Regions from separate parts of the Homo sapiens genome. Here region 1 is linked to region 2. Evidence: chromatin loops called from intact Hi-C (ENCODE). Cell type or tissue: dorsolateral prefrontal cortex. All regions are shown on one strand. Each heading gives the region's core, and the rest is flanking DNA. Links, peaks and the distances in the headings are about the cores only. Region 1 overlaps PRKCE (protein kinase C epsilon). Region 2 overlaps PRKCE (protein kinase C epsilon).

The links. Peaks named below come from ENCODE experiments on the same cell type or tissue, not always from the same donor. Only the 100,000 strongest peaks of a DNase experiment are listed, where the experiment ranks them.
Region 1: it touches region 2 in a loop (4-fold over the local background); 10 of 110 quality-filtered maps call a loop at or near these places.

What each region holds. Positions count from the first base shown.
Region 1 is chr2:45,920,507-45,935,894 of GRCh38, reverse strand. The region is part of intron 2 of PRKCE (protein kinase C epsilon); the gene reads right to left. Among named protein-coding and RNA genes, the nearest start is that of PRKCE-AS1, 250 kb to the right of the region's middle. In dorsolateral prefrontal cortex, for the core only: no CTCF peak of the experiment used is centred there; DNase peaks (open chromatin) are centred at 6,734 and 10,055; H3K4me3 peaks cover 862 bases; H3K27ac peaks cover 4,837 bases.
Region 2 is chr2:45,833,191-45,848,578 of GRCh38, reverse strand. PRKCE (protein kinase C epsilon) reads right to left here. Exons shown (of 15, transcript NM_005400.3): 2 at 5,516-5,579. Among named protein-coding and RNA genes, the nearest start is that of PRKCE-AS1, 170 kb to the right of the region's middle. RefSeq lists a silencer at 7,688-7,807 and enhancers at 11,373-11,442, 11,984-12,509, 14,379-14,488, 14,539-14,688. In dorsolateral prefrontal cortex, for the core only: no CTCF peak of the experiment used is centred there; a DNase peak (open chromatin) is centred at 8,988; H3K4me3 peaks cover 1,413 bases; H3K27ac peaks cover 2,591 bases.

The DNA of each region.
Region 1 (15,388 bases), core at 3,638-11,637, 88 kb before region 2:
CACAATGGGTCCAGGTGCACACAGACACAGCAGACAAACCAGAAGAGAAGGCATCTAAGTCACCACCTTCTATCAAGAATTCAGCTAAGCTGCGATTTTTTTTTTTTTTTTTGAGACAGTCTCACTTTGTCGTGTGGGCTGGAGTGCGGTGGCATGATCTTGGCTCACTGCAACCTCTGCCTCCTGGGTTCAAGCAATTCTTCTGCCTCAGCATCCTGAATAGCTGGGATTACCGGCACGTCACAATGCCCAGCTGATTTTTGTATTTTTAGTAGAGATGGGGTTTCACCATGATGGACAGGCTAGTCTGGAACTCCTGGCCTCAAGTGATCCACCTGCCTTGGCCTCCCAAAGTGCTGGGATTATAGGCGTGAGCCACCGTGCCCAACCCTAAGCTGCAATTTTATATGAAGACCTTGGAAAAGAAAAACACTTTTGTTTATAAACATGGTATAGTATGCAAATTTTAAAGTATTAATATTTTTTAGCTAAAACAGTACTTCAAAAGTTCTTAGCTTGAGGCCGGCTCTGAGAGGAGGGGGTTTATTTTCTTCTGCCCCACTTATCTTTGGTGAATGGCAGAATGTTTGTTTAATAAAAAGTCAGTAAAGCAGAGAATCATGCAAAGAAAAGATGTATGTACTTTAAGTATTTTAACTAACAATATTCAAACTGAAAATATTGAAAAACAAATATATGTACTCACTTGCCAATAACAGAAGGCCAATTTCTTTAAGGTATGGTCCCCCTCATCATCTCTTACAGACAAACATTATCTATGATTTCCATTTCCATTTTCTATGTGTGTGTGTGTGTGTGTGTGTGTGAGAGAGAGAGTGAGTGTCTCGCTTTGCTGCCCAGGCTGGAGTGCAGTAGTATGATCATGGCTCACTGCAGCCTCAACCTCCCACGATCAAGCAATGCTCCTGCCTCAGCCTCACAAGTAGCTGGGACTACAGGCACATGCCACCATGCCTGGCTAATTTAAATTTTTTTTTTTTTTTTGTAGAGACATGGTCTCTCCATGTTGCCCACGCTGGTCTTGACTCCTGGGCTCAAGCAATCCTACTGCCTCAACCTCCCAAAGTATTCAGATTATAAGTGTGAGCCACCATGCCCAGCCCAATTGTGGTTTCTTTCTAGTGGAGCAAAAATTAAAGATACTTGTGAAGTAATGTGAATTTGGAATCTTTTTAGAGCTTTATTATTTTTCTCACACAATTTAGCAGTAATTTTTTTTTTTTTTGAGGCAGAGTCTCGCTTTATCACCCAGGCTGGATTGCAGTGGTGTGATCTCGGCTCACTGCAGCCTCCGCCTTGTGGCTTCAAGTGATTTTCCCGCCTCAGCCTCCCAAGTAGCTGGAATTACAGGCATGTGCCACCACGTCTGGCTAATTTTTGTATTTTTAGTAGAGATGGGGTTTTACTATGTTGACCAGGCTGGTCTCAAACTCCTGACCTCAAGTGACCTGCTCGCCTCAGCCTCCCAAAGTGCTGGGATTACAGGCATGAGTGACCATGCCTGGCCAACAGTAATTTTATAGGAAATTTATCTTTGGCTTTTTCCGTCACATTCAACTTAGTCTTAATAGAAACTTTTTTTCACACTCATCTCAGTTTAAATAAGATTTCATTACAATTATTTATTACAATAAGAACAAATACAAGTGGCTTTTGATAAACACACAACTACTGGTGGGGACAGAAGTGTACAGTGGGAGTACGGCATAAGCTGCTCCACTATGGCTGTGAGCTTTCAAGTGTGCCCTGAGCGTGTGTCAGAGAGAATGGGAGACAGAGTTAATTTGGCAAGTCGGTGACAGCAGAGGTCAGTTAGGAGACTACCTCTGGAACTTTGGTGGAAATCTCTGAAAAGTCACAGACTCAGTGTTTATAATATGGACAAATTCACTGGATAAAATTCACATGCAACTCTTTAGAAAAACATGATGCCTGAAGCCAGGAGTACCTGCACTTATGTTTGCTTCCACTAGTCCCCCGACCCTGTTACCAAGTTAACATGATTTTACTACAGTGCTGCCCAAATCTTATGATTGTGCTATAAGCAGCCTAGTTCCCCTAGGGTCAAAATAACCACTCCCAGTTAAAAAGGCAGGCATGCTGGGTGCGGTGGCTCACGCCTGTAATCCCAGCACCTTGGGAGGCCGAGGCGGGCGGATCACGAGGTCAGGAGATCGAGACCATCCTGGCTAATATGGTGAAACCCCGTCTCCACTAAAAACACAAAAAAAAATTAACTGTGCCTGGTGGTGGGCACCTGTAGTCCCAGCTACTCGGGAGGCTGAGGCAGGAGAATGGCGTGAACCCGGGAGGTGGAGCTTGCAGTGAGCCGAGATCGCGCCACTGCACTCCAGCCTGGGCGGCAGAGCGAGACTCAGTCTCAAAAAAAAAAAAAAAAAAAAAAAAAAAGCAGGCATATGAGGTGAAAGGTAAAACAAAACTTTTGGAAGAAGTCATAGGTGAACATCCTTAAGACATTCAGGTAGGCAGCCTGTTCTTGAATGGAATACGAAAAGGTCAAACCATAAAGAAAATAACTGATAAATTGATACATTCCTCAGGGACTTCTGTTCATCAAAAGATCCTCTTAAGGAACTACAAGGTAAGCCACAGACAAGAAGGTACTTGCAATTCATATACTCAACAGAGACTCATATCCAATATCTATGAAGACCTTCTAAAAATCATCTTTTTTAAAGCAGACAACCCAATAGAAAAATGGGCAAAAGACTTGTGTAGGCACTTCTAAGAGAGGATACCCAAATAGATGATGCACATATAAAAAGGCACTCAAGAGCAATGCAAAGACATCAGGGAAATGCAAATTAAAATCAGAATAAAATCAAAGAATGGTGGATAAACAGAATGTGGTATATATTATAGATATAATGGAATACTATTCAGACTTAAGAAGAAATTCTAACACTTGCTACAACATGGGATGAGCCTTGAAGACATTGAGCTAGGTGAAATAAGCCAGTCATAAAAAGAAATACTGCCCAATTCCACTTATATGAAGTATGCAGAGTAGTCAAAATTCATGGAGACAAAGTAGCATGACGATTGCCCGGGGCTGGGGGGAGTAGAGAGTTAGTGTTTCGTGGGTACGGAATTTCAACTTGGAAAGACGAAAAAGGTTTTGGAGATGGATAGTGGTCATGGTTGTCCAGTAACATAAACACACTAAATCCCACTGAACAATACACTTAAAATGGTAAATTTAATGTTTTGTATATTTTACCACAAAAAAAGATACAATAAAACATACCCACCAGAACAGCTAAATATGGAAAAGAGATGAATAATCCCAAGTTTTGGCAGGGTTGTGAAGCAACTGGAACTCTCAGACTGTTGGTGGGTGTGTAAATTTGTACAGTCATTCTGGAACACCGACAGTATCTACTGAGGCTGAGCAGCTGCAACCCATGACTCAGCAATGCTACTCCTAGGTATGCACTCAATGCCAGCGTGTACATTTGTTCACCAGAAGACATGAACTAAAATGTTCATAGCTGCACTATTCATACTACCCCTAAACTGGAAACAAGTGCATGTCCATCAGTTATAGAACGGATATATTCCCACAATGGACTAGTCTACAGCAATGAAAATGAATAAACTACATGCAAAAACATGGATGAATCTCAGAAACCTAATGTTGAATGAAAAACCAGACACAACAGTATACACTGTATAAATCCATGTAGAGTTCAAAACCAAGTAAAACTATTCCACGTTCTTGAGAGTCAAGAAGTTGGGTGAGGGGTAGTGAGCAGAAGAGAGGATGGAGGGGGCTGGCCATGTTCTCTTTCTCCATCTGGATGCTGGTCACCCAGCATCTTAAAAATTCAGTATGTGGCCGGGTGTGGTGGCTCACGCCTGTAATCCCAGCACTTGGGGAGGCTGAGGCGGGTGGGTCACCTGAGGTCAGAGGTCAGGAGTTTGAGACTGGCCTGGCCAGTCTCATGGTAAGACCCTGTCTCTATTAAAAATACAAAAATTAGCTGAGTGTGGCAGCAGGTGCCTGTAGTCCCAGCTATTGAGGAGGCTGAGGCACGAGAATCGCTGCAACCCGGGAGGCGAAGGCTGCAGTGAGCCGAAATCGCGCCACTGCACTCCAGCCTGGGTGGCAGAGCAAGACTCTCTCTCAAAAAAAAAAATTCAGTCACCTGTATACTCACTAGCCATGCATTTTTCTGTGTGTCTATGTTACTTTAATGAAAAAGTTGGCAGAATCAGTCATACGCAGCATTGCATACAAAGTATTCAATTATAGAACATTTGGAACACCAGCAGTGGTGGGAAGTTAAGCCCCAATGGAACGGTGAAGCAAAAGAATGCATGTGGCTCCAACTAGAGTAATTTACCATCAGGAGGTTGTTTAGGGAGTGGGGAAAATTTAGGTCAATGAACTGATGACACCAGAAAGTGTTGTTAGAGCATTTACCACCTATGTCATTCATTCTGGCATCTAATCACATGGAGCCTTGTTTTGTTATTTAAATGTCTGAGGAATGTTCACCTTAACTATAAGCTCCCTGAAAGCAGGAACTCTGGGATGGTTTCTCTAGCATAAATCACAGCATTGAGCACAAAGCCAGGCATGTCATAAATCACAAAACCATTTGCTTAATAGCAATACACCATAATACTAGAATTACATAACAATAAATTAAATGTGTTATCAGAGTGCAAGGACTTAACAGAAATACTAAAATATCAATCCAGAGGCAATCTTAAACAAAGAGCTTAGACTTTGAAGCATGATGGATCCTGGGCAAGTCATGTAATGTTGTTGGCCTCTGCTTTGCAACCTGAAAATGGGGACAGTAGTGACCTTACAGAGTTGGTATAAGGATGAAATAAATTACAGGAGGAAATGAAGGATCAGGGACACAATTATGTGCCCAACAGCAGCACGCCATTAGGGTAAGTTGCCTTCTCCTAAACCCGGCATACAATCTGACCCTGAGCAAGGAAGAATCTGACTGCTTTTATCTCCTCGAACCTTCCTAAAGCCAACTCTTAGGGGGACTGCACATCAAGCTTCTTATCTCCTCGAAACTTCCTAAAGCCAACTCTTAGGGGGACTGCACATCAAGCCTTCCTGATCTGACACCTGGAATCCCTTTAGTCTGACTCAAATGTATGGCTGCAATGTCAAACAAACAACAGAGGCATTAAGTGGATTCTAGGTGCAATAAATCATGCAAGCGATGGTGCTCTGTTCCCAGTCATGAGGCAGCAGAGTTCATGATGAGTAACTGCAGCTGCCATGCCCTCCACAGACAAAGGACAGGCATTCCAATTGGAAGGTGGACACCCACAGCCCTCCTTGGAGTTGCCTGTGTATGTGCAATGCTTCCTCCCCCACCAGTGGGAGGCACAGTGGTGACTGGAGAGGGCCAGATTCTGGAGACATGCCTTATGTTTGTAAGATTTATTAAGCATCCAACATGAGCCACCAGGCACTTTCTTGGATCTGCCACTAGCTAATCATATAATTTTGGTCAAGTTTTCTGAACTCCCTAGGCCTTCTTCATTTTTAAACTGGTAGGTAGTACCAGGCCATCTCTTAATCACTTATCAACCTGTGATACTCTAATCCATGCGCTTTCCAAACACCAAAGTTAGCCTTCCTCTATTTCTAATTCAGTCTGTGACATCTTCTTCTGCTATCTTTAGAATTCTCATGTCCTCATTTGTGGGGTGTCGCACAGAACAGTAATCAGGTGACTGAGCTGGATGGAGGCGTCATCTGACTGCCAAAGGAAACCAACATCAGACTTGAATAATAAGAGCAGGGTTCATTTCTCACACTATATTTTTCAAAAACCATGATATACGACCTTTGGTTTGTCCATTCATTGATTCATTGAATGATTCATTTACTCAATAAGCATATATTTGGTGCCATCTTGGCCCAGGCACTATGCTGGGCATTAGAGAAATTTGACAGTGGGTTAGGGCAAGGCCCTGCCCTCGAGGTGCTCATGTTCTACAGGAAATGCAGGCACTAAACATGAATCACCCACAATATGGCACTAAAAGGGAGGATTGAGCATATCATAGGTACAGGAAGAAGACACGAGAAACACATGAAAGATGCAAGAGAAGGATTAGAGATAATTATATGAGGTCCTGGGGGTGGGGGGAAGATGGGGATGGAACAGGAAGAAGACAGTATCCCTGCAATGCTTACAAAAATTCCCAATGGTAACCAATTTCCAGGGCAATAAGAACCTTTGATAATATGAGTTCTCTAAGTTTTTAGCTTTGGAAGAAATCAAGAGTGGGAGCTTAATTAGCATCTTAACACCCAGCCACCCACCTAGACACTGCCTCCTTCTACCCTGAAGGGGCAACAGTTTCCTGCATCTTTTCTTTCATGCTCCCTTAGTCTCGGTTTCTGCTGCCTGAACTCAGTCCCGTGGGGGGATAAATGGGAATTAAACACGGTTAAAAAGCCACAAAATGGAGAGTACGCACAAGAGTAAAATTATTTATATATGGGCATCTTCCGCCGGGAGGAACGGCTCCGCTATCGCTCTTTGGTGTCTCAGATTAAGACTAAAGCACAACTCATTTTTCCCTTTTCCATTCCAATTAGCTGCATATTTTTAGCACGTGTTATATAAGGCTCATCTGCCCAAATCCATTGGCTTGGGGCCTTTCTTTCCTTTCATTTCACTGGTAGATTGACCCGCGTGGTAGGATGACGAGCAGATCATGACAAGTCTGTAAATAGCCTGCCAGAGGAGGGGTGGATGGGAAGAGAGCTCTCGAGATGAAGTGAGGGTTTGTATTTGGCATGCCAAGGCTAAATCCATCCCTTCTAAAAGGGGAAAGAAGAAAGAACGCACAATTCCAAATTGAACTGTGGCACAGCTAATAGGAAAAGGCTGCTCCCGCCTACAATAAGCACAACTCAGACAGGTGGACCTCAGCGCTGACAGAGGGGCCCCCAGACTCCCAGCCTCGGGGTACAAAAGGCTCCAGGTGCTCCATCAGCTGCAGAATAGTCTAATTCTGGTTGTGCATGGATTATGTGCATGCATTATATGCATGAGCTGCGGACCTTTCTAGGAAAAAAAAAGTCCATCCACACTATTAGTGGGGGGCAGGAAAAAGCATGAAGAAGGACTGAGGAAGGCTTGTCCCAGCCTCATCTCTGTCTCGATTCTTGCCATTCTAGCAAAGACGCTTCGGCATCCTTCTGTTAAAAATATCTACCATTACTTCTATACACATTGTTGTGGAAGGACTAAAATGAAACAGTACGTCCAGAGAAGTGTAAAGTTATGGGCCGGGCACAGTGGCTCACGCCTGTAATCCTAGCACTTTGGGAAGCCGAGGCGGGCAGAATTGCCTGAGCTCAGAAGTTGGAGACCAGTCTGGGCAACATGACGAAACCCCATCTCTACTAAAAATACAAAAAATTAGCTGGGCATGGTGGTGTGTGCCTGTAATCCCAGCTACTCGGGAAGCTGAGGCATGAGAATTGCTTCAACCCGCGAGGCGGAGGTTGCAGTGAGTTGAGATGGCACCACTGCACTCCAGCCTGGGGAACAGAGGGAGATTCTATCTCAAAAAGAAGTATAAAGTTATATTCAAATGTAAAGCATTATAGCTTTGAGTCTGAACTATACCCATGGTCACACACCACAAGCAAAATTTGTAGAGGTCACTGGGACTCAGCCACCTCTTCCCATAGATCACAACACAGAACAACTAGAAGCAGTTTCTTACAGAACTACAGCCTAGGAAAGCTTGGAGGGAGGTGAAAGGGAATCCTTGAAGTCAAGGAGTTTAGTGCTAGGGGTACTATCTTAGAGCCCAAAAGAACAAACAATAGCCAGATACTCTTCCTCGGCCCTGGGCTCATCAAAGATAAGTCTATGTACATTGGGGTCCTCCAGTACCACCCAGGCCCCCCCACCCTCTCCTGCCTCCGTGAGTGAAGGCTACAGTCACTTAGGAAGGCATACATCTACACGAAGCCTTGGGTATCTCAAAGACTATTTGAAATCACTGTGGAAAAGTTCTTCTAGAGCTAAGGAAAAATAAAGATGTATTTTTTTTTCTCAGCACACATCAGCTGCTAGCAATTATGTGTTTATCTATTTAATGGGAAAACAAATATTCAAATCCACTGCAGGAGAGAGTATCAGCCTCTATGCGAGAGATTTTACTTCCTGCTGATTTACAGTTCTGGAGATGAAATCCTCCCTTTCTCTAATGCTCCTTAGCCTGGGCTGCAGAATCAAATAATATGCCAGGCTGCATAATCTCTGGATCAGCAGTACAGACTGGCCCAGAGGTTTGGTCCTGGGGCACGGTAGGCAGTTATGGCCCTTGGACTCAGGCAGACCTGGATGCCTGTGGCTTTACTATGAGACCTGGAGGGAGGTACCTCTTCTGTTTATACATCAGTTATCAGCTGCAAAAATGGAGATAATACCTGCTTCATAGGAAGATTGCAATGATTAAATTAGATGATATACATAAAAGTGCTTAGCACAGAGCCTGGCACATTGAGGCATGTCAATGAATACTCGTCTCCTTCCCTTCTCTAGGTTCCAATACCACAAAAATCCAACTACATTTGTTAATTCACAAATTATATCTTTACAATTTCACCTCCCTCTTCTCTGACAACACCCCCCCCATGCACACTCACACATGGACTATACACATTCTATACTTCTTACCATCCTGTGTCCCGTGCACACTCATGCATGCACATATACACATTCTATACTTCTCACCATCCTTGTCCCATGCACGCTCACATGTGCACATATGCACATTCTATAATTCTCACCATCCTGTGTCCCATGCACACTCACACGTTCATGTATACACATTCTATAGTGCTCACCATCCTGTGTCCCATGCACGCTCACACATGCACATATACAGGTTCTATACTTCTCACCATTCTGTGTCCTATCCACACTCACACATGTTCATATACACATTCTATACTTCTCACCATCCTGTGTCTTGTGCACACTCACACATGCACACACCACACATTCTATACTTCTACTATCCTGTGTCCTACTTTTCAGCCCAAACCTCTAAGCTCAAATTCTATTTCCAGAAATCGTTTTTGGTGCCTCTGGCCCACAGGAGCCCCTCTGTCTGAATGCTTCTAGCCACGGCTGTCCATGTCACAAAATGTTCGTTAATAAGAAACACAGTAATTTAGTAATGACCAAAACAAAAAAAGAAAGCACTGGCTTACAAATCCTTCTCAGCCTCCGACTTTCAACTGGAGAGAATACTCTGCCTACCTCACAGTTTTGCTTTAGGATCAAATAAGATGACCTGTATGGAAGAGCTATGTAATATGCCAGTACTACGTTAAGGGCAACATCCCCTCCTCTTTATCACCACTATCACCGCCATTACCACCACCACCATAACAAAAGATCCTGAGGATGGGGGGGACTCACCTAACTCACTGATTTCACCAGCTCCTCCTCGACTTGCTGTGTAATGGAAACCTACTTGTGAAAGGCTTTTATTTGAAGACAGTGGTTATGTATGGCAGTTGCCCTGAAACAAAGCACTGATTCCCCCCTCTGCCCATATTCCTCTTGCCATGGCCCTGGAGAAAGGAAAATTCAAAATTAGCCAGCCAAGTTCCCTTGCATATCATTGCAGGCCTCAGCAGTCAGCCGCTGAGCAGCAGGCCGAAAATTCATGCTTGCCAACTTTGTCATTTCTCAACATTTGAGTTATTTATACTTCACAAGTCTGTGAGATGCAAGTCCCCCATTTCCTGGGATGTAGAAAAAAACTGGCACAATATTCTAGAAATTCCCAAGCCAAAGTGGGTGGCACTGAGGCTTCGAATATTCAGCCCCACTGAATTCTCCCAACCTGATTCTACCCACTGAAGTTAGCCTTGCCTCCCCCACCGAATCGCACCCTCAGGTTATCCCTGGCCTGGGCCAGGAATGACTACCCCAATATTTTATCTGCTTATGCAAAACCTTTGAGTCCTAGCTCAAGTCCCACTGTTGCTGGAAGCCTGCCAGAGTTTGCCCAGCCCACGATGATTGAAAGCAGCCTTCTGTCATCAACATCACAGGTCTTAGAAGAGTCCTAATAGAAGTCAGCTCAGTCTAGGTGATCCTTGGCCAGCTTGTGAGCTCCCCGAGCTTATGCTCTAGAATTCTCCCTTGGGTTCACTACTCGGATGGATGTATCCTAGGTACACAGTAAATGTTTACTGATGCTAATTGATGATTAAAATGCAGCATGCTTGGCCGGGCGCGGTGGTTCACGCCTGTAATCCTAGCACTTTGGGAGGCCGAGGCGGGTGGATCACCTGAGGTCAGGAGTTCGAGACCACCCTGGCCAACATGGTGAAACCCCATCTCCACTAAAGATACAAAAGTTAGCTGGGCGTGGTGGTGGTGCCTGTAATCCCAGCTACTCGGGAGGCTGAGGCAGGAGAATCGCTTGAATCTGGGAGGTGGAGTTTGCAGGGAGCCAAGATCATGCCATCGCAATCCATCCTGGGTGACAAGAGCAAACTGTCTCAAAAATAAATAAATAAATAAAAAATACAGCATGCTTAGAGAGAAAAGGGGAAATGAGTTATCAGGATAATATGCTTGTCCACAGGGCCTTTAGGAAAGGAAAGGGGAACACCCTCTCCCTTAGTACGAGTCTTGGAAATGAGAAACTGGACATCCTCAAGAACAGTTCTCATGTCCTGGCTGCCCAGTATCAAGCTTCAGATAGTTCTGTTTCTACTTTAAGACCTTAGCAAGCCTACCCATGTCCACAGTGGATACCTTTAAAACACCCTGCCCAGCCCAGGGTACCTCAGTTTCCCCTCACTGAACCTATTAAGAACTCTGGCTGTGCAGCCCTTGATGTCTGCAGGCTGGTCCCCTGCACTCAGAGCTGTCCATGTCCCTGCTCACTGATGAGCACCAAGGAACTCAGAGCTCTGCTGTTTCCTGCAAGCCCAGGCCTGGCTTTGGTAACTGACCTATGCCTTCCATTGTTTCTGCCCTCAATCCAAGTCCTGCATTCAGCCTCACTTCTCCCATGAATTAATTTCCATGCAACTCTTTGCTGCCACTAAGTATAGACGAAAAGACATATTTTTTCTCAGCACTGTGTAGGCCAGTAATGTAACAGCAGCATCTCTAACACTTACTGAAAGAAGATTATTTGCCAAGTGCTTTTTCATATGTTTATGTGTGGTAACCCCCTTTCAACCATCACAAAACCTGATGGGGTAGGGAAGTGAGTCCTGTCATTTTTCCTGGTGAGTTAAACAACCAGCCTAAAGGTCCACTGCTAGGAAGTGGCAGAGTCTGGATTCAGTCTGGCATGGGAGCCCGCACTCCCAGCCTCTCTGTTATCCTGCCTCCATAGAACACAAACATACAGTGAAGAATGCTTCCTTTCCACCCATCCCAACAATCATTGTTTCCTTAACATCTCCTCTGCCTCCATCCTTCATTTTCCTATTCAAAAACAACTGGTCTACCCAGTAAAGAAAGCCTCAAAATTGGCGCAAGGATTTATTTCCCTGGCAGTGGACATATTTGTTATACCTCTCCCCAAACAAAAATACGTCTCTTTCCCATTCTTATAAAGATCAAAAAACAAATTACTCAGCAACTAAATGGCCAGGACAGGAACGAACAGCCAATTCCATTGCTCATTCCCCACCCATAAGGAAAGGTTCCCATGAAAGTCCCTGACGGTTTAAGGCACAGGAGAAGATGGGAAAAGGGGTTGGGTCCATTTGTTGACTGCAAATCAAGGCCTGTGGAGGGAGTGCTCTTTTCTCCTCTCCACCTCTCAATATCTCCAAGGAGCCCAGGGACACAACAAACTCATGTTAAATGTCGATTAATGTACACCTCTCTCCTCAAAACTTCCAATAACAACCTTTCTTCCTGCTGCGCCCAAGAACATTCCACTCTGGCCAGTGTGGTTTCTCCACATTCCTATTACAAGGCAAGATCACTCCAACCACCTCACCTTTGCTTTCCATGCTCTCCCTGGCTCGAGTTTCCTCCCTCCTTCCCTCTGCTCCTAGAAAGCCACCCTCCAAGGTGATCCCAGCCCCCTCCCCAGGGAGCCTTCCCAACCCCCTGAACTTGAGGGATGGTTCCCTGCTCTGCCCTCCTATACCACAAAGTCTGTGCTGCACAAGTCAGCACTTAATCACAAACCTGCACACATTGCTTCACGGGTGTCTTTGTGTCTTAGACTTCTATATCCACCGCAGCACCTAAGACAGGGCTGAGGGCACAGCTGAGGTGATAAACACACCTGGCTGGTTGACAGAAACTAGAGATGTCCCTGGACTCTGCTCTACCTCCAAAGCTGGTCTCCAAATGGCAATTTCAGGCCAAAGTCATACATACTATTGACCGCACTTGGCATTTCTTCCTTGTAGGAAGAAATTCAGACCCTACCCTGTGAGCCTCAGGCAGTTGGCTGATGGCTTCTCCACATGGCCACTGCTCTGGGCACACAAACGCTTGTTAGCAGAATGCCTGGTTACATACTCCACACTCCCATCTCCTATCTGAAAGCTGTCAAAACTCAAGAAGAGGTATATGTGTCACAATACCAGGGACCCAGGGACTTACAATTTCTGTATTTTCTAGAAGACTTTTAGTGCCATAGTCCTTCCTATCAGAACTTTCTGAAATGCTCTCCACTCAGCAAGGCCTACTCCTCTATTTCTCCCCATGCAGATACACAGTCACGCCAAGGAAAATTCAGAAGTGCTGTCTTCCTGTCCTCTGTTATAAGCACAAGGGTTCAGTATCTGTTTCTTTCCTTTATTTGGCTCTACAGAAGGTGTGTGGTATTTTCTCTCCTCTTATATCTTGAGGAAATAATCGTCAAGCCCTGTAAAGCCAGGGATATCGAAACATGATCTTTTGTGCATTTATTATTTCCAATGACTAATATGTGAAGGATGTACCCTCAAGTTACAGGGATTTAACATAAAATCAGAGCTGCAAGAGAAAGGTGTGATGGTTCTTAGGCGTTTAAGCACATCCCAGCACTGGAAGATACACCCGTTTGCACTGTGTGGTCTCAACTCCATGATAATCTCCAGGCAACCAAAAGCCAGCTGCTTAGCAACACGAGCCAGAGGATCAGCTCACACGTCTCTATTAAAGAGCTGCTCTTGCCTCATGGTAAGTGCAGCTTGAGCTGACGGCACCCCAGGCAGTTGCTGCTGGGCAGAGATTGGGCCCACATGGGCTTGGGGTGGAGACAGCCTGGGGGGAAGGGTTTAATGAAGATAGTAGGAAGAGAGCAGGTGGCGGGTCATCCAAAAGTTAAAGGAAGAATTCAAAATGAGGCACAGGTTACAATTCCAGGGAGGGCAGTTGACCCCCTCCATGGAAACTCTGAAGCAGTTGCTTCTGACTCCTGTGTCCCCCAACTCTAGATGTTTTGCCCCCTGAGGGTATAAGGGGGCTTGACTTTGGAGACAACACTTGGTGGGTTAGCAGCTCAGCCAGTATAAAGAGTTTTGGGGCCTCTAGTCCAGCTCTTTTCCATTAAGCACTGCATATGATAGGAAAGCTAATGGCAATTTGTAAAACTACCATTTAATGGAATTTTACAAAGCTCAGGCTACAGCAATCCCCCAGTGTCAGAGATAACCTCAAACCAATGTCAACAGAGACACTCTCATACTATCTTTCAACTTGATCTTTCAACTTGACCTCCTAGAGGAGTATCAGCTCATTAGGAACCACATTCACACCAAGTGATGCCCTTAAGAAAATAGTCCCATAGAGGAAGAATTCCCCTATGCAGAAAGGGCTTGTTTTTGTGATCTCAGAGTGCCTGCCCACCTGTAATCTCATTTGAGCCTTAGTTCATTTTCCCTATATGAGGGAACATGTGATATATATTGATAATATAATCCTATCTCCACTACTAAACCAAATATCAAAAACAATATAGAAATCAGTTGACTGCCTCCATTTATTATCCATCCAACTTAATTCATTCTAAAGCAGTAAACATGTATTGAGTCCTTTCTGTATGACAGCAGGCATCACACCAGGAAGAAATAGCAAAATGACACTCCTCCCCTCAAAGGTCTCGCAGAAGGGCCACAACCCAGCCTCCCTTGCCTTTGTTGTATAATGGCACATGGAAAACTCATGGTAGATCAGAACACTGGAGCAACCAGAAGCAGCCACTCACAGCCAGAAAGGAGTGACTTGGAGCTCTGGTCACCCTGTCAGTTTACCCAGCTCTACCACTTACCAGCTAGGACCTTGAGCATGTGACCCAGTGACTCTGTAACTGAGCTTTCTAAGCTAGAAAATGGGGCCAATAATAGTACATAACTTGTTGGGTCATTGTGAGGAACAAATAAGCTAATACATGCAAAACTTAAGAAAGAGTAGCTGGCACGCAAGTGCTCATGAAAGGTAAACTATTGTTATTTTCTCCCATCTTTTAAGAGGGCTCTGCTAACTATATCTACGTATGTGTTTTTTTTACAACAATTTATATTTCCTATCATCTTTGGCCACCATCTCCCTCAAAGGCTATAGGAATTCTGGCAGTTCCAACTCCACACGCCTTTTTCTCTGGACAAGTCTCCTCTTCCCAAGAACTTTAGGAATTCTACGAGGGGCTTGGCTGTGTAAAAGACTACCTCCCTGATACCTTTATGTGGCCCTTATTCTTCAGTCTCCTTCAGTTCATTGAAGACCAGTGCCTAAGCAGTTTATTTCGATTTTGTGAAAATATTTCATAAACATTTTAGGGCAGGGGACATTTCCAGACTTCCTTGAGTCCTCAGAGGGAGCTACTCTCTCTTCTGATGGCTTCAGCTCACCGATGTAGGGATGAGCTGAGAGCCTGCTTGCTTTATGAAAATGGGGGAGCAACAGGCATGTGTATGGGGGTAGGACAACAATTATTTGGTTGACTTTCTTTAAAAACAGCTTTGAGATAAATCCCACACCATAAATTCACCCATGTAAAGTGTACAACTCAATTGTTTTAGTATATTCAGAGATATGTACTAAACCATCAGTTTTAGAACATTTTCATCACCTCAAAAAGTAACTCCTTATTCTTTAGCGACCACCCCCTGTTCTCCAATTCCCCACCCCCAGCCCTGTGCAACCACAAGTCTACTTTCTGTCTCCATGGATTTCCCTGTTCTGGACATTTCATATGAGTGCAATCATACAATATGTGGTCTTTTGAATCTGACATTGGTGACTTAGCTTAATATCATCAAGGGTCATCCATGTCAGTGCTTCATTCCTTTTTATGGCTCAACCATGGATATTTCACATTTTATTTATCCATTCAGCAGTTGACGGCA
Region 2 (15,388 bases), core at 4,049-12,048:
AGCACTTTGGGAGGCCGAGGTGGGTGGGTCACATGAAGTCAGGAGTTCGAGACCAGCCTGGCCAACATGGCAAAACCCTGTCTCTACTAAAAATACAAAAATTAACCAGGCATGGTGGTGCATGCCTGTAGTCCCAGCTACTCAGGAGGCTGAGGCAGGATAATCACTTGAACCCAGGAGGCAAAGGTTGCAGTAAGCCGAGATCCTGCTGCCACACTCCAGCCTGGGCGACAGAGCAAGACTCCGTCTCAAAAAAAGAAAAAAAAAATGAATTGCTAACTATTGGTCATTTGAATGAATGGTTCTTTTTAATTTTCTACTAACTAGAAGACATTGGATTATTAACGTAGAATTTAGAAGAAAAGAGGTAAAATTCTTATGAATTGAAGCTCCAGTGGGGCTTGAATCTGAGAGAACCCGTCGATATGTATCCTGCCCACTGGCTAAGACAGAGTTTCAAGAGAAAAACCCCTTTCACTTTGATTTCAGCCCTGGAGGTACTGCTCTAATGCCTGCTATGGACTCAGAGTCTTCACATACAAAACTAACATCTCTAGCAAGGAGGGCAGGTCAGTAGGAAGAATTATTAACCTGCTGGGATTTGAGTCAGGTCTAGTTTCAGACCAAGACTTAGCCATGGATCCACATTACAGACAACCTGAGAAGGATCCAACCTTGAGCTCGGACCAAAAGAGCTTTTATTTCTAACACAGTGGAAAAGGGATCTGCTTATTTATGAAGGAGACTCTGGTCACCTTTGGATTCAAAGCTAAGAACTTTGGCTTTATATTTCTATAAAAAGCTTTCTGAAGAAGAGAACTAAAATAAAAAGATCGAACCAGGGGTGGAGTGGGGAATCACTGCCATGTGGCAAACTCATTACTGGGGCCATGAATGGAAGCAGGACCTGGATTGTGGCCTGGGGTCTGGACCCAGCAGGGTCTCATAATCAACCTTTTGGCCTGGAGCACATCATCTGACCTCTCAATTTCACCATCTCCCACATGGAGGTAATACTGCTGGGCACTTGGTAAAGCTAAGAGCTCTACACACATGTTATTATTTCAGAACCAAGCGAAGCTGGTTTGATCACGTCTGCCTGTGCAACTTGAAAAAAGTCCAGAAGAGGTTGCAAAGTTGAGTTAAGATTTCTAAAATATCCCTTCTGAAAGGTTAAGGGATTTGATTGATTCAGCCTGAAAAAAGAGATATTGAAAAACTGTCTTCAAATATTTAAAGGCCTTTTACCCAAGGGCTGGTGAGAGGATGGGGACCACATGCTATGGTCCACACTAAGCAGGGATGGGACAAGCCCAGGCTCTGACAAGGAGAAGCCTCTAGCATTAAGGGCCACGGAATGCAAATGAGTGGCTCAGGGATGCTAGAGAATGTCCTTCCAGGAATTACTTTACTTGGGAGAGGATAAGGAATAAATGGAGTGACAATAGGCAAAACTGAGGCAAGGCCTGAACTGTGCAGAAAGCAATCGCACAGTCCCTGCCAGATAGATTACTCTGTTAAGTCGCCTCTTTGGTACCTGGCTCTGTTCTTGGCCCTTGTGAACATGTCCCACCCCAGCGTCAGAAACCTGTCCTTGAACAGTTTCCCTGAATAGCCTGCCAGATGCTTCTTCAAGGGCACTGGGTAGAGCTATGCCAACCTCTCTGCCCTCAGGTCTCCAAGGCTTCATGATATTTACTGATCATCTCTTACATGCGAGGGCACTGTACCAAAGCACTGTTCTTATGACAATCCTGGCCTAGCACCTACCATAGGAACCATTATCCCTGTGTTGTGGGTGAGAAATCTGAGGCTCTAAGCTACTAAACACTAGAGCCAGGATTTCAATCCAGGTCTGAAGGACTCCTAAGGCTGTGCTCTTTCTCCTCTATCTGTTGAGTCCCACAGAGAAGACTGACCCCTTTCAGCCTGTGGCTGCAGAAAGAAACAGGGTGCCTCCTGTTCCCTGCTCTTCTGCTTCCACAATATGCAATCCCTCCAGAACTTGACTTATCTGCATCATTTGTGAGGTACGTGTTGCAAAAATCATTCCTATTCCTTTGTATCCTCTGTATTTTGTTGGAGAAACAGTTTGGTGATCCAAACATACCAATGGGCCTACTTGTTATTGCTGTTGTTGGTTTAGATGCTGAAGAACTCTCCCAGGTGAGCATGACACCTAGGTGCAAGGCATGGGAAGAAGAACCTATCAGTCCCCAGGTCAGGCGCCGACCGTCTCTCATCGGTAAGCCTGTGAATCATGGGGCATTGCCACATTATTAGAAAGAATAAGAAATAATATGCAAATTACATCATATGAAGGGAAGAAATACTAACAAATGGGCACAGCAGGAAACCATCATTTGCACAGGTGAGAATTACATTGCTGTTTATGCCTCTGTTACCTGGGCTAATTGTGCTTTGATTTAAGCATCTGGAGAGCCTGGAGAGCCACCCTTACCAGAACCCCCTGTGATTATTACTTACGATGCAAGTAAAACATGGACTGAGACTGGAGCTTCCCATAAGAGCATTTTGAGCAGGTTTGCTACTTGGTATAATGTAGGTAAAGTGCCTAGCACCATACCTAGCACCAAACGAGTCCATTTCTTGCAACTCCTTTTTTCTGTACATATTAGCCAGCCCTCAGCCACGAGCTCTGACAGATGTCTATTCAAATTGTACCAAAGGATAAAATCACATGGCCGGAAATGACCTTAACTGTCATCTAGCCTGACCCCCTTACATCTGGGGTTAGGATGGCTGGTTTAGCCAAAACACACACTGGCCAGATTCCACTATAGTGAACTGCACAGGACATGCAAGCAGTGGAATTTTATTAGACAGTTAGAAATCACATTAGCTCCAGCTCCAGCAGACGTAAACGCCCAGGCTTTCTAACAGCATATGAGCAAGAAAAAGAATCCTTCGGCGCATCCTAGAAGAAGGGGGTGTAGTCACACCATCTCACCCCCACACCTCTCTCTGAGCTCCTTGGAATTTGCATGTGTTGTAAACTTTGTGCAATTCCCATGAATGTATTTTTTTCCATTGATGGGGCTGCAGCATTTGAGAGATGGGAGCTGAAGGGATGCTTGATGGCAGAATAATGGAGTGGTGAAACTTCAGCTGTGCCTCATTTCAACTCTCTCCCTTTCACAGAATGCAGAGTTAGGTATTTTCACTAAAAAAAAAAAAAAAAATACTTAGTCCACAGTCTGTAAATCCAGGAGGGTGGTTGTGACAACTTGCTTCACCCCAGACCCATCTCACGTGGTTTAGGTATGAAATGTTGTGGTTTCTCATTCTCTAGGGCCTCCCCTTGCCCTCTCAACTCTTCCAAAACCCCCTCCAGGCTAGGAACCCTCACAGTCCCAGCAACAGGACTGGGAGAACAGATGTGTATAACACAAACAACAAGAGCAGCTTCTCAGAACGGATTATTGAAAGTCCTACCCACCATCGAAAGAAAGGATCCCAAGTCCAAGAACAGCAATTTAAAAAAAAAAAAAAAAAAGTAGAAAAATGTCTTCTTTTCTTCAGAGCAACACATGCTAGCACTTTTCAGACTCTGGCATGTGTCAGCATTTCTAAAGTAAACTCTATTTTCTTTAGATGAAAGAGATTTAAAAAATAGACTCAGAATTTAGCCCAGTGAAAATTGCTTTGGCTATTCACATGCAATAAGCTGTAGAAGCAAGCAGAAAAAAATCAATTGCTTCTGATTTATTTATTCATTCATTTGTCCATCTCCTTTCCCTCTAATGTAAAAAAGGATGTCTTCTATAATTTTGCAAGTCATTTATCTTTTCAAAGAAAGAGAAAATAGTCCCAGCCTCCCATTGGTTGCTCAGCATCTTGGCACAGGAAATACATATTTAATTAATTATCATATTGCACACAGATTATGTAAGGAAAAAAGGGGATTGATTTTGCCCATCAAATGTTTCGCCAGTGTCTAGAATCAGGAGGCCACACTGCAAAACCTTAAGTCAAGTCTGGTGAATTTGGATCACTTTCTATGTTAAAAGCAAGGACAAGGCTTCACCTCACTGCTTGCTCTAATTCTTAATTGGGGCGGTGGGCACACTGGTGCTCATTTAATTTGTCTTTATGCCCTTTTGTAGGTCTTAAATATTTCATGTGAAATATTGTTAAATCCTCAAATCTTCTACAACAGGTTCTATTCTGGGCAGTTCAGAGCTGAGAGCAGAGAAGGGAAGTTGGAAATGCCAAAATGTAATTGCAATAAAGAGCAGGAAATGTAAGCAACCAATTTTGGAAGGCTGTTTAAAGTTTTAAACCTATGCCAAATAATTGGGATCTATTAAAAGAGGGCCTAATTCTATTATAATCCCCATATACACACAATTATTGAATTCTTCCGAATACCTGTTGAGATTGGGTGATAAATTAGCTGAATGGAAATCATCAGGCACCACTGTCAAGCACATCATTTGACTAACTGAATATGTAATCCTTCCTTCTATCACTGAGCCTTAAACTAGAGACTGTGTGTGGGATTGTGACTTTGAGCTTGTGATCCCCAGTATTCTGGGGAGATGTTGTGAAAGGCCCAAGTGTTCCAGGCAGGAGAGCTGAGAGAGCTGAGTGTCCATTTTTCCTTTTGGGACACAGTCCCCAAACACTGTTTGTTTCTCACTGCCAAGAGGAACTACACATGGTCTTCCAATATCCCTGCCATGGCATTAAAGCCAACTGTTCTGTCCCCCTGCCCACAGATGGAGGAGTAGGAGAGAAAAGAAGGCCACAATAACTACATTTCAGTCCGAATTCCAAATCTTTCTTAGAGCTTAAGTTGGTTGTTATCTCCTTGTTCCTGTTTGGATAAGGTTTTATTTTCTAGGCTTCCCTTCTTCCCTTGACTGCTCAGTCCTCAACACCCAGCAAACCCTTCAAAGGTCTTAAGTGTAGTTAAGTGAGCAAAGAAAGGATTGAAAGAAGAGGGTGTAAGAGGAAGAGGGTGTAATACGCCATCTAATCAGTCAGTGGGGAGCAGATGTTCCCTCACCCCATTATTTCTCTTTAAGAGCAGAGCTTTTGTCTGTGTAAAGAACTGGTAAAAGAAGTCCCACTTCTATCAAAGCTCTAAAGAAGATTCTGAAGTTTGTCACCTTATTCGTTTCATTTCTGGATGCCGTTAGACCAACTGGTTTTACTTCCTTCCCACCACACACACACAAACCCCACGCAAGCCTCCTGGGAGAGGCTGCCCTGCCACTGAAGCCTGCCTTGCACACAGCGTGCAAAAACGCCCGTTTTATTGGCCTCACTTGGTAAGTCCAAAATCTTCCCTCTGCTCCACCAAAGTTAACAGATGGCTGGTCCCTTTTGGTACACAGGCGTAAGCATCTTCAAAATAACCTTTTCCTTTAAAGGATGCCAATTAATTAAATGTCACTATAATGTGTTCCGGCCAAGGGGGGGAAAGAAGAGACCCAGAAGGCAAAGGGCCAATGGAAGAAAACAGGGATGAGAAGTCACGCTCTCCTACCTTCACCCGACGACCCTGAGAGATCGATGATCACATACACTCTTCCTTCTGGCTCCAGATCAATCTGCAATTAAGAAAATGACAGTGACTCTGTTAGTGCATTGTGTGGGCAACCTAAGAGTTCCACAACATTTCTACCCCAAACTGCTAAAACCTAGAGACACAGCTCCATGTAATTCACCAACCTACAATGTGTTGAGTGCTAGGTGAGATGCAGACCTGGGAGGACTGATGCATACCCCATAGGTAGCACCATCCCAGTGGTTCTCAACTGGGGGCAATTTTGCTACACAGGGGATGCTTGGCAAACATCTGGAGGCAGTTTTGCCATGATTGGAGAGAGAGAGAGTGCTGCTTCTGGCAGCTAGTGGGTGGAGGCCAGAGATACCATTAAACATTCTACAGTGCACAGGATGACCCCTCGCAACAAAGAATCATTCAGCCCCAAATGTCATCAATGATGTTGAGGTTGAGAAAGCCCTATGTTATCCCATTTTACAGATATGGAAATTGTGCCCAAATTCCAAGGTAAGTGGTAATGCTGAGATTCAATGCCAAGCCTGTCTTGAGAAACCCATGTTCTTTATACCACAGAAACTGCTCCCAGGGGAAATAAGAGAAGCAGGAAGACACTACTCCTGCTTTTATGGCGTTTATCATCTCATTGTGGAGTTAAAAAATGGGGAACAATGCTGAATCCAGCTTAATGATGAAGGACAGAGAAGAACTGATAAAGTATCTGACGAACCTGAAATCAGTGTAGAAGACGGAAGGGAAGAGGGAAGGGAAGGTATGCAAGGCGTAAGAAACAGCACAGGCACCCTCACTTCCTCCCTCCCCACCTCAAATCCAGCTAACTACTTATAATATACAGAGACAAGGTGGTGAAATAATTGGGTGAGACAAAAGCCAGAGGGCTGGGCCTCTTGTAGTTAAAGACATCTTTGCAAGGACTGAACTATCCTTACAGAAACTGTGTTCTCTCTATAAGAGAGTAGTAACTCTGGAAACCCTGGATCACCAAGTCCCCCTGCTAGCCTCTCCGCCTCCACAATCCCATCTGTCTACACAGAGCTTTCATTGGTTCATAGTGCCAGGCTCTCTCCCCAACAAGCTGTGAATATCTTGAGGGCAGGAACCACTATCCCCCTCCTTTTCCTTTTTCACTGTCCCCAGCAAAGAGCAGGCAAGCATTTAGCAAGAATTACTTCAGAACAGTCAGTCTAGTGGATATCTCCTCCTCCTTCAAAGTCAAGGTCAATTATCACCTCCTCTCTGAAATCTATCCAGATATGCCCAGTCAGAATTAATTAGCCCCTCATCTGTGTTCCCACAATACACCAGACACATCTTACTCATGGCTCCTGCGATGGTTAATATTGAGTGTCAACTTGATTGGACTGAAGGATGCAAAGCATTGTTACTGGGTGTGTCTGTGAGGGTGCTGCCAAAGGAGATTAATATTTGAGCCAGTGGACTGGGAGAGGCAGATCCATTCTCAATCTGGGTGGGCACCATCTAATCAGCTGCCAGCGTGGCTAGAATAAAGCAGGCAGAAGAAGTTTGAAAGACTAGGCTTGCTGAGTTTTCCAGCCTTCATCTTTCTCTTGTGCTGGATGCTTTTTGCCCTCAAACATCAGACCCCAAGTTTTTCAGCTTTTGGACTCTTGGACTTACACCAGTGGTTTGCCAGGGGCTCTTGGGCCTTCAGCCACATACTGAAGGCTGCCCTGTCGGCTTTCCTACTTTTCAGGTTTTCGGACACGGACTGGCTTCCTTGCTCCTCAGCGTGCAGACGGCCTATTGTGGGACTTCACCTTGTGATCGTGTGAGTCAATTCTCCTAATAAACTCCCCTTCATATATACATATATCCTATTGATTCTGTCCCTCTAGAGAACACTGACTAATACAGCTCCTATTAAGTTGTAATACATTGTCCATCTACCTCTCTGTCCTGATAGACAGAAAGTATGATAACCAGATTTGCATCCCTAGTTCGTAGCTCACTGTCTCTTAGGAAACACCCAGCACACACTCGTGGAGGTGGGAAAAGGCTCTGTGTTCAGAACTTCCAGAGTCTATTCTGGGAACATTCACCCTCCCAAGGCTCTGTCCCCAGGAAGGAAGGCAGGCATGTCATCTCTACTAAAATGACATTTGAAAAAGGGTAGAGGAAAGATGAGGCAGCTATACCATGAGCACCACATGTCCCCATGAGACAAAGCGACCAGCTGGAATGGTGTTCTCCAAACTCTCCCAACGTCTCACCCCACACACAATCCAGGAGGCTCCCAGAGTCACTCCTGACCCCATCTTGTTGCCTGACTCAGCCTCTAATGGTTGAGAGAGCTTAAGGTTTCCCTCAAAATTTCATTTTCACCCACAAGACTCTTCAGTGCCTCGTGGGAGAGGCCCCTGGTGATAGCTGAGGTGCTCCGTCGGCACAGGAGTGAGGGAGTGCCACGAGCAGGCCTGCATTGCCCCCTGGGCACCCCGGGGGAGCTGCTCACCTGAGTTTGGGATCTTCGGTTTTAAATCCAGATGGGAACCAAATAACAAACTGGTAATTCCGCATGCTGCCTTTTCTCATTCCTTTCTCCCCAAGAGTCCATGATTTTAAGTTTCTGGGTAAAGAAAATGTTCTCCAGAATTCTCACCACTAGTGCTGACCCTCACCAGCCCCTGCAGCGAATGACAAACAGGAAAACCAACAGTCGGCTCTGCTGAATAGAGCCAAACCAGAATCTTCTCCCTGACAAAAGTCAAAAATATCAGGGGCCCTCTTGCCTAAAAGCATGGAATTTAAATAATGTATGCCTTTTAGAGATTAGATCATCCCTATTAAACCCTGCCGGCAAAATGAAACTCTTTCTCATATCCTCCAACTCAAAGATTTCCCACGACTGTGGACTTTATTGGCAAAGTACAATGCTATCTGTGTAAAGCAGGGAGGGAGAGAGCAAAGGAATGAGATGGGCTTCGGGGCCTATCCAAAGGCAGGCACCATGCCCATCTTTGCAAAAGGGGAGTGAGAACTCGTGGCAGGGAGGACAGGTCATTTATGATAAAATGTATTCGGATATTAACATTCAAGATAGCAATCAGAAAGCATTTTAGCACCCACTGCAGCCTCCGTGCTGGTGAACTGCATTTCCAAACAGAAAAATAGAAATTAAGCTATTAAACATGCCAAAAGCAACAAAGAGCTTTGCAGCATGAGCAGATGGCCGCAGATCGCCAGCCAAGCCCCAGCTAGCCAAGCGAGGAAGCTCTGAGAATCCATCCAAGGTGGTGGGTCTTCAACGACTGGAGGGGTCACCAAGTATAAAAGATGGTGAAGAGTGTGGCACAACTTCACCGCTGAATTAGTTTAATCATAAATTCTGCTCACGATTACATGGTCCAGATAATGATGCAATGTAAGTGCCCAGCCCTGCACAACCCTGCAAGCTGTCAGTCTGCATTGGCACCAGGCAGCTGGCGTGACACAAAAGCAGACTCGCTACCTCCTCCCAGCCATTCCCAGGGTTAGTTCTGAGCCTCTTCTTTGCACCAGGCTCCTCCCAGTTCTCCCAGATGCAACCTAATTTATCAAACCTCCTTGGACCTCATATCCCAACTTAACACATCTTCCCAGCTACTATTTCTATTTTCTTTGACTATGATTCTCTTTCACACTACGGTGCCTTGGCTACCCCTCCAGCACGGGCCAGAAGCAAGGCAGTCAAACTGGGGGAGACAAACACAGACTTTGGTGTCAAATCAGGGCAGAATCCATTTTGTCCTTTATCAGCTGAGTGACCTCAGGCAATTATTTACTCTTCCTGAGCCTCTCAGCCTCTTCATCCGTGAAATGGGTTGTCATGAAAATTCCATGAAACATACATGCAAAGCACTTGGCACCTTACCTTAGTTAAAAAAAAAAATTTTTTTTTTAACTAAGCACCCAGGAGACACTCTGCACGTGGTGGGTAAGAGCAAACTTAGCGGCCTTGTGGCCTGAAGCAAGCAGCTACCCTCTGTATGCCTCAGCCTGCTTGTCAGTGAAATGGGGCTGCTGTGAGATTAAATGAGATAATCTATGCACAGTGCTTAGCAAAGGCACCGGCATAAAATAGTCATCATTGGTGCAGTTATCATGAAAAAGGCAAGTCTTCTGCTTCTTAGTCCAATGTTATTTCTACTATAACAAACTTTCCTCAACAAAGTTGGTATTGTTACATGTAATTCCAGGACATTTGATGACTTTACAGTGTTGTTGTGAATATCAAATAAAGAGCTAAAGGTCAGGTGTGGTGGCAGGCAGCTGTAGTCCCAGCTACTTGGGAGGCAGAGGCAGGAGGATTGCTTGAGCCCAGGAGATCCAGGCTGCAATGCGCCACTGCACTGCAGTCTGGGTGACAAGTGAGATCCTGTCTCTGAAAACATTTTTTTTTAACTAAGGTAAGAGTATTGTACTTTAAAATCCAAGGTAAGAGTATTGTATGCACCCTTTCTGGGGGAAACCCGGGGCAGGAAGGGCTATACCCAGGGTATTCGGGGGCATCGGGAGGACGTGTGGTACTCATGAAAGAAGGGCAATGACACCTACTGTGCCTCTGACGCCATGTTGGCACCTTACCTGCATTAGTTCATCTAATCTCCTGTGAGACAGCAATATTCTCTACTTTTCTGATGAAAAAACAGGCTTAGAGAGCTTTCAGCCAGAATTCTCACCCAGGTCAGCCTGGGGCACAGAGGAGAGGTCAACAGAGCTTGCAAGTCATGCTCACAACCCCAGCCCTGCCTGGCCAACTGAGCCTCCTCTGACAATCCAGTCCGAGGTGCAGTCTCCTTCCTTCAACCCTCCCGTCCCCAGAGTGGGCTCATTCCCCTTTTCAGGTGTCACTGGCTTCCCCAGGCAGACCTGGAAGGCACAGCAATACCTCAGACACCTTGACCACCCCATGGTGCTCTGAGGGGAGGTCTGGGCAGCAATGAGAGTGCCTCTCATGTGAATTAGGAACTTGGCAATGGGGAAGAGCCCAACCCACATCAAGCCCTAAAAAGGCAATCTTAGAAAAGCCAAAAGTTAGGGACTTTTTTGGGGTGGTGCTCAGCCGTTTACAAAGCCCCTCATACGCATTCATTTATTCATTTCTCACAATTAATCTGTAAGGTAGCGAGTTTTGTTATTTTCAAAAAAAATTTTTGAGACAGAGTCTCGCTCTGTGCCCCAGGCTGGAGTGAAGTGGTGCCGTCATGGCTGCAGCCTGAAACTCCTGGGCCCAAACCTTCCTCCCACCTCAGCCTCACAGAGTGCTGGGATTACAGGCGTGGTAACAGTATTATTAGTGCTGTTGAGAATCTGAGAAAGCTGGGGTTAAGGAAGATAGGTGGCCATTATATCATGCAGTGTGCTAGTGAGATCACACCAGCTGCACAACCCCAGGAGGTGCCATTCACACCTATGTCTGTGCATGAGACCCCTGGAGCCGGACTGGCAGAATCAGAACGTGCTCCCTAGACTGGGCGTGGTGGCTCATGCCTATAATCCCAGCACTTTAGTAGACTGAGGCAGGTGGACCACTTGAGGTGAGGAGTTTGACACCACCCTGGCCAGTATGGTGAAACTCCGTCTCTACTAAAAATATAAAAATTAGCTGGGTGTGGAGGCATGCACCTGTAGTCCCAGCTATTCTGGAGACTGAGGCAGGAGAATCGCTTGAACCTGGGAGGCGGAGGCTGCAGTGAGGCAAGATCGCACCACTGCACTCCAGCCTAGGCAACAGAGCAAGACTCCGTCTTAAAAAAATAAAAGAACTTGCTCCCTCAACTCCTGTTTCTCAGTCTCATGTTTCTTCCTCGACACCACACCTGCCCAGCAGGAGTTCTGACAACCACAACAGCAAAATCAAGAGGACTCCACCTATGCTGATCTCCAGGCTGCTGGCTGATGTGCTGCTGTCAGCCCCCCGTGATCCACAGGTTATCTGTACACCTACATGTTGGGGGTTATTGGCTTCAAGGGAAGGGAGGTCTAATATACAAAGTCAAGCTTCCTAACCATAGGTTCAACTTTTGCCTGAGATGTCTAAGCAAACCTTTCCTTGGGACAGCCCACAAAGGTCACACAGGCCCAATTCGAGTTTCACTTCCCTTCCCATCTGCTGTCAGGCACAAAGGCGTGGAGAGAGGCAAAAGGGCAACAGGGACAGGGTCTGAAAAAGATGAATCCAGAAAGGATGAGAAGGACAAGGGAAGGCTTGCACTGCCCTTGTTCCACCAGTAAGGTCCTAGATAATCTACTGCTGTGTCTTTTTCTTTTTTACTTGGAGGAGGGTGGAGAGTGAGAAAGGAGGAGGCAGACGGGGAACCATCAGGACAGAAGACTGGGGGACTGGTTCCCAAAGCAGGGGGCCCACTGCCCAAGTCCTGTACCCCTTCACTGATGCCCCCTCTCCCCTGGAGGCACCGCAGGCACACTACCATCCCCAGACCCACCTGGCATGGGAGAGGCCAGCTGGACAGAGCAGGGGACATTCAGGCAGCAGGTGTCCTCCCAGCTCTGCATTTGGAAAGCAGAAAGCATTGAGGCAATACAATGAGCAACTCAGCAGCAGCTGCGGGGTGCTGATTTTGAAGTTAGCAGCTAATTAAAGACTCTTCATTTGGGGTAAAATTTGCTACTTGCTCTATTGGTAGTGTGCAGTGACTGGTCAAAAAGCAGAGAGTACACATGTAATCAAATATGTTCAAGATTCTATTCTGTTAATGGGCTTATAATAGCACTTACTTTCATAAAATAAGGGGAGGGGCAGATCGTTTTTCTCAAACAGCTTCCACTGCAGTGCAAAGACATGCAGGCTTCAGTGTACATCCCTGCAAAGCAGGACCCTGTCTGTCCCGCACATGGGAGGGATTCAATACAGATTTCTACATGTTGGCTTATTGAATGCATGGCCTTAGCTTATACTACTTCAATATATTAAAAAACTGGATCTGTACGCTGAGTTGTGGAGATGATTTACTGGGGAAGCCATCTACTATACAGAAATGTTCACAGCAGCTTCATTCCTAACAGCCCAAAACTGGAAATGTCCCAAATGTCCAACAACAGGTAAATGAATAAGCAAACCATGCTACATCCATGTAATGGAATGTTACTTAGCAATAAAAAAGAATGAGGACCGGGCACGGTGGCTCACCCCTGTAATCCCAACACTTTGGGAAGCTGAGGCAGGAGGATCGCTTCAAGCCAGGAGTTCAAGACCAGCCTGTACAACATACTGAGACCTTCTCTCTACAAAAAATAAGAAAAAAAAATAGCTGAGCATGGTGGTGCATGCCTACAGTCCCAGGTACTTGGGAGGCTGAGGCAGGAGAATGGCTTGAACCTGGGAGTTTGAGGCTGCAGTGAGCTATGATTTCACAACTGCACTCCAGCCTAGGTGAGATCCTGTCTCTTAAAAAAAAAAAAAAAAACAAATATACTACCGATACATGCAACAACATGGATGCTATGTGAAAGAAGCCAAACATTAAAGAGTATATACCATAGCATTCCACTTCTACGATGTTCTAGAACGGGCAAAACAAACCTACAATAACAAAAAAGCACATCTGTGATTCCCTGGAGCTGGAAGTGGCCAGTGAATGCCAGGAGACACAGGGGAACGTCCTGGGTGACGGGAGTTTTCTCTATCCTGATTGTGGTGGCTGCTCCATGAATGTAGACATTGGGTGGGACAAATCAAGCCTACACTTAAAATGAATGCACTTAATTGTATGTAAATTATACCTCAATGAAGCAGTTTTTAAAAATGGAAAAAAACGATTTATTTCGCATAAGGATTCCTCCACAAGTTTCCTTTAAATAACAAATCCTATTCCCACCCTCGGAGCATTTAAAATTTCATATTCCATTTTTAAAAATAAAAGGACTCATTCAGAGTTTTTCAACAGCACATCTGTGAAACAACATAATGTACACCTACCTGTGTAGGCGTGCACATTCACACACCCACCCACGTGTGCAAACACACTCACAGGCACACAGCTGAGCCACCTTCTCCTGTCTCCTGTGATCAAAATACAATAATAGCAAGATAAACACATCCAAAATGTAGGTTTGAGAGTCTGCTGAATTATTTAAATCTGTCTGTGTGTTTGTGGATCTGAACTTCCTCATATATAAAACAAGATAATTAGACCAAATGTTATAGAAAGCCTTTTAATGAACTTAATGACCTAAATGTCCATGAATAGGAGACTGCTTAAATAAATTATGGTACATCATATGGTAGATCACCATGCGAGTCCTAAAAAAGACTGAAAAAGATCTAAATGTACCAACTGATAGGGAACTAGCTCTGTGATACATTAAGTGGAGGGGGGATAAAGCAACACACCGTAAGTTCATGATGTTGTGTTGCTGTGTGAATACAATGGGGGAGCATGTGGGTGTACACACACACACACACACACACATACACACATGCGCACACGTGATCTGCACATACGTCCTTATCTCCAGAAGGAGTCTTAATCAGCAAAAGGCAAGAGCTGACTCAAGAGATGGACATGACAGGAGGAGCAAACCAGAAATCAGGAAAGGAGGCCTTATTCTTTATTCTACGCCCATTTACAAAATTGTGTTCTGAGCTAACTTGTTAAAAATTTAAGTTACTACCCATTTAAAAAAATAAAATGTCCCTTTTCACTGCACTGGCTGTTTATAATCTCCAATCCCCCAGACTACAGCTTGCTTCAGTTGCCAGACACACCTTAAATAAACACCCCTCAAAACTGGCTGAAACACTGCATTCTCATCACCCGTAGCCAGGTCACTGGGAACCAAGTTAGCAGCAGCCATTATCTTCTTGTGAAACTCTTGTTGGCTGGACCAGAGGCCCACGTTACAGATCTTAGCTCTCAACACACCACAAATGGAGTAGGCTCAAGTTAGCACCTACTTCCTCTTTTTTAGCAGGCTCAGAAATGGCCCCAGAGAGCTGGCTCCCTCTGATGACAGAGGTAGCTAAAAACGAATAACTCTATGTATACATAAATGCTTTCTTGAGCTGAGAAAACATCCAAAAGTGCCTAAACTAATGTGGAGAGTGTGTAAGGGTACAGAGCATCATCTGCTCACAGCACAGTCTGCCTGTCTACTTTGAGAGAAATGGCAGTACATGACTGTATATCCTAAGAAGAGGTAGGTGAGCACTAATAGCAGAAATGTAGCCACCTACCCAAGCATTCTGAAGCAGATAATCCACTGCCGATCTGCACTTTGCATTTCACATTTTGCATTTTGATTTGCAATGGTCCCTATCACTAGGTATATTTGAATGTGTGTGCTTTATCTTACATTTCCTATTTCTTACACTAAGTCAATATATCTCAGAGATTGAAAGTAAAGGTTTTGAAGCTAGCCTACCCGGGTTCCAATCCCAGTTCTGCCTGTTTAAAGCTCTGTGGTGCTTATTTTGATTTCCTCATCTTACAAGTTGAATGTCAGCAGGACCTGCTTCAGAGTGTTGGGAGGATTCGAGGAGATGGTGGAGCACTTGAAACTGTCTGGCACACAACTTCCTGTAAATATTAGCTGCCAGGTCATTATGATTGCTATTTCCCACCTAGACTGTGAGCACCTCTCCTGCTAAGCCATGTCTTTCTTTTGAGGATTCCACAGCTCTTGATTCAGGGCTGGGATTGAGATAGGTATTCAATAAAGACTCTAAGTGGAACTGAATGAATCCATGTGAAACAGAGGCAAGCTCGGTCAGGAACTCAGGAATTTGTAACCAGAAAAATTATCTTCATATCAGGAAATTTTCTGTCCCTGTAGTATCACAACCTAATAGAACTTTTATCAATGGCTGCTCAC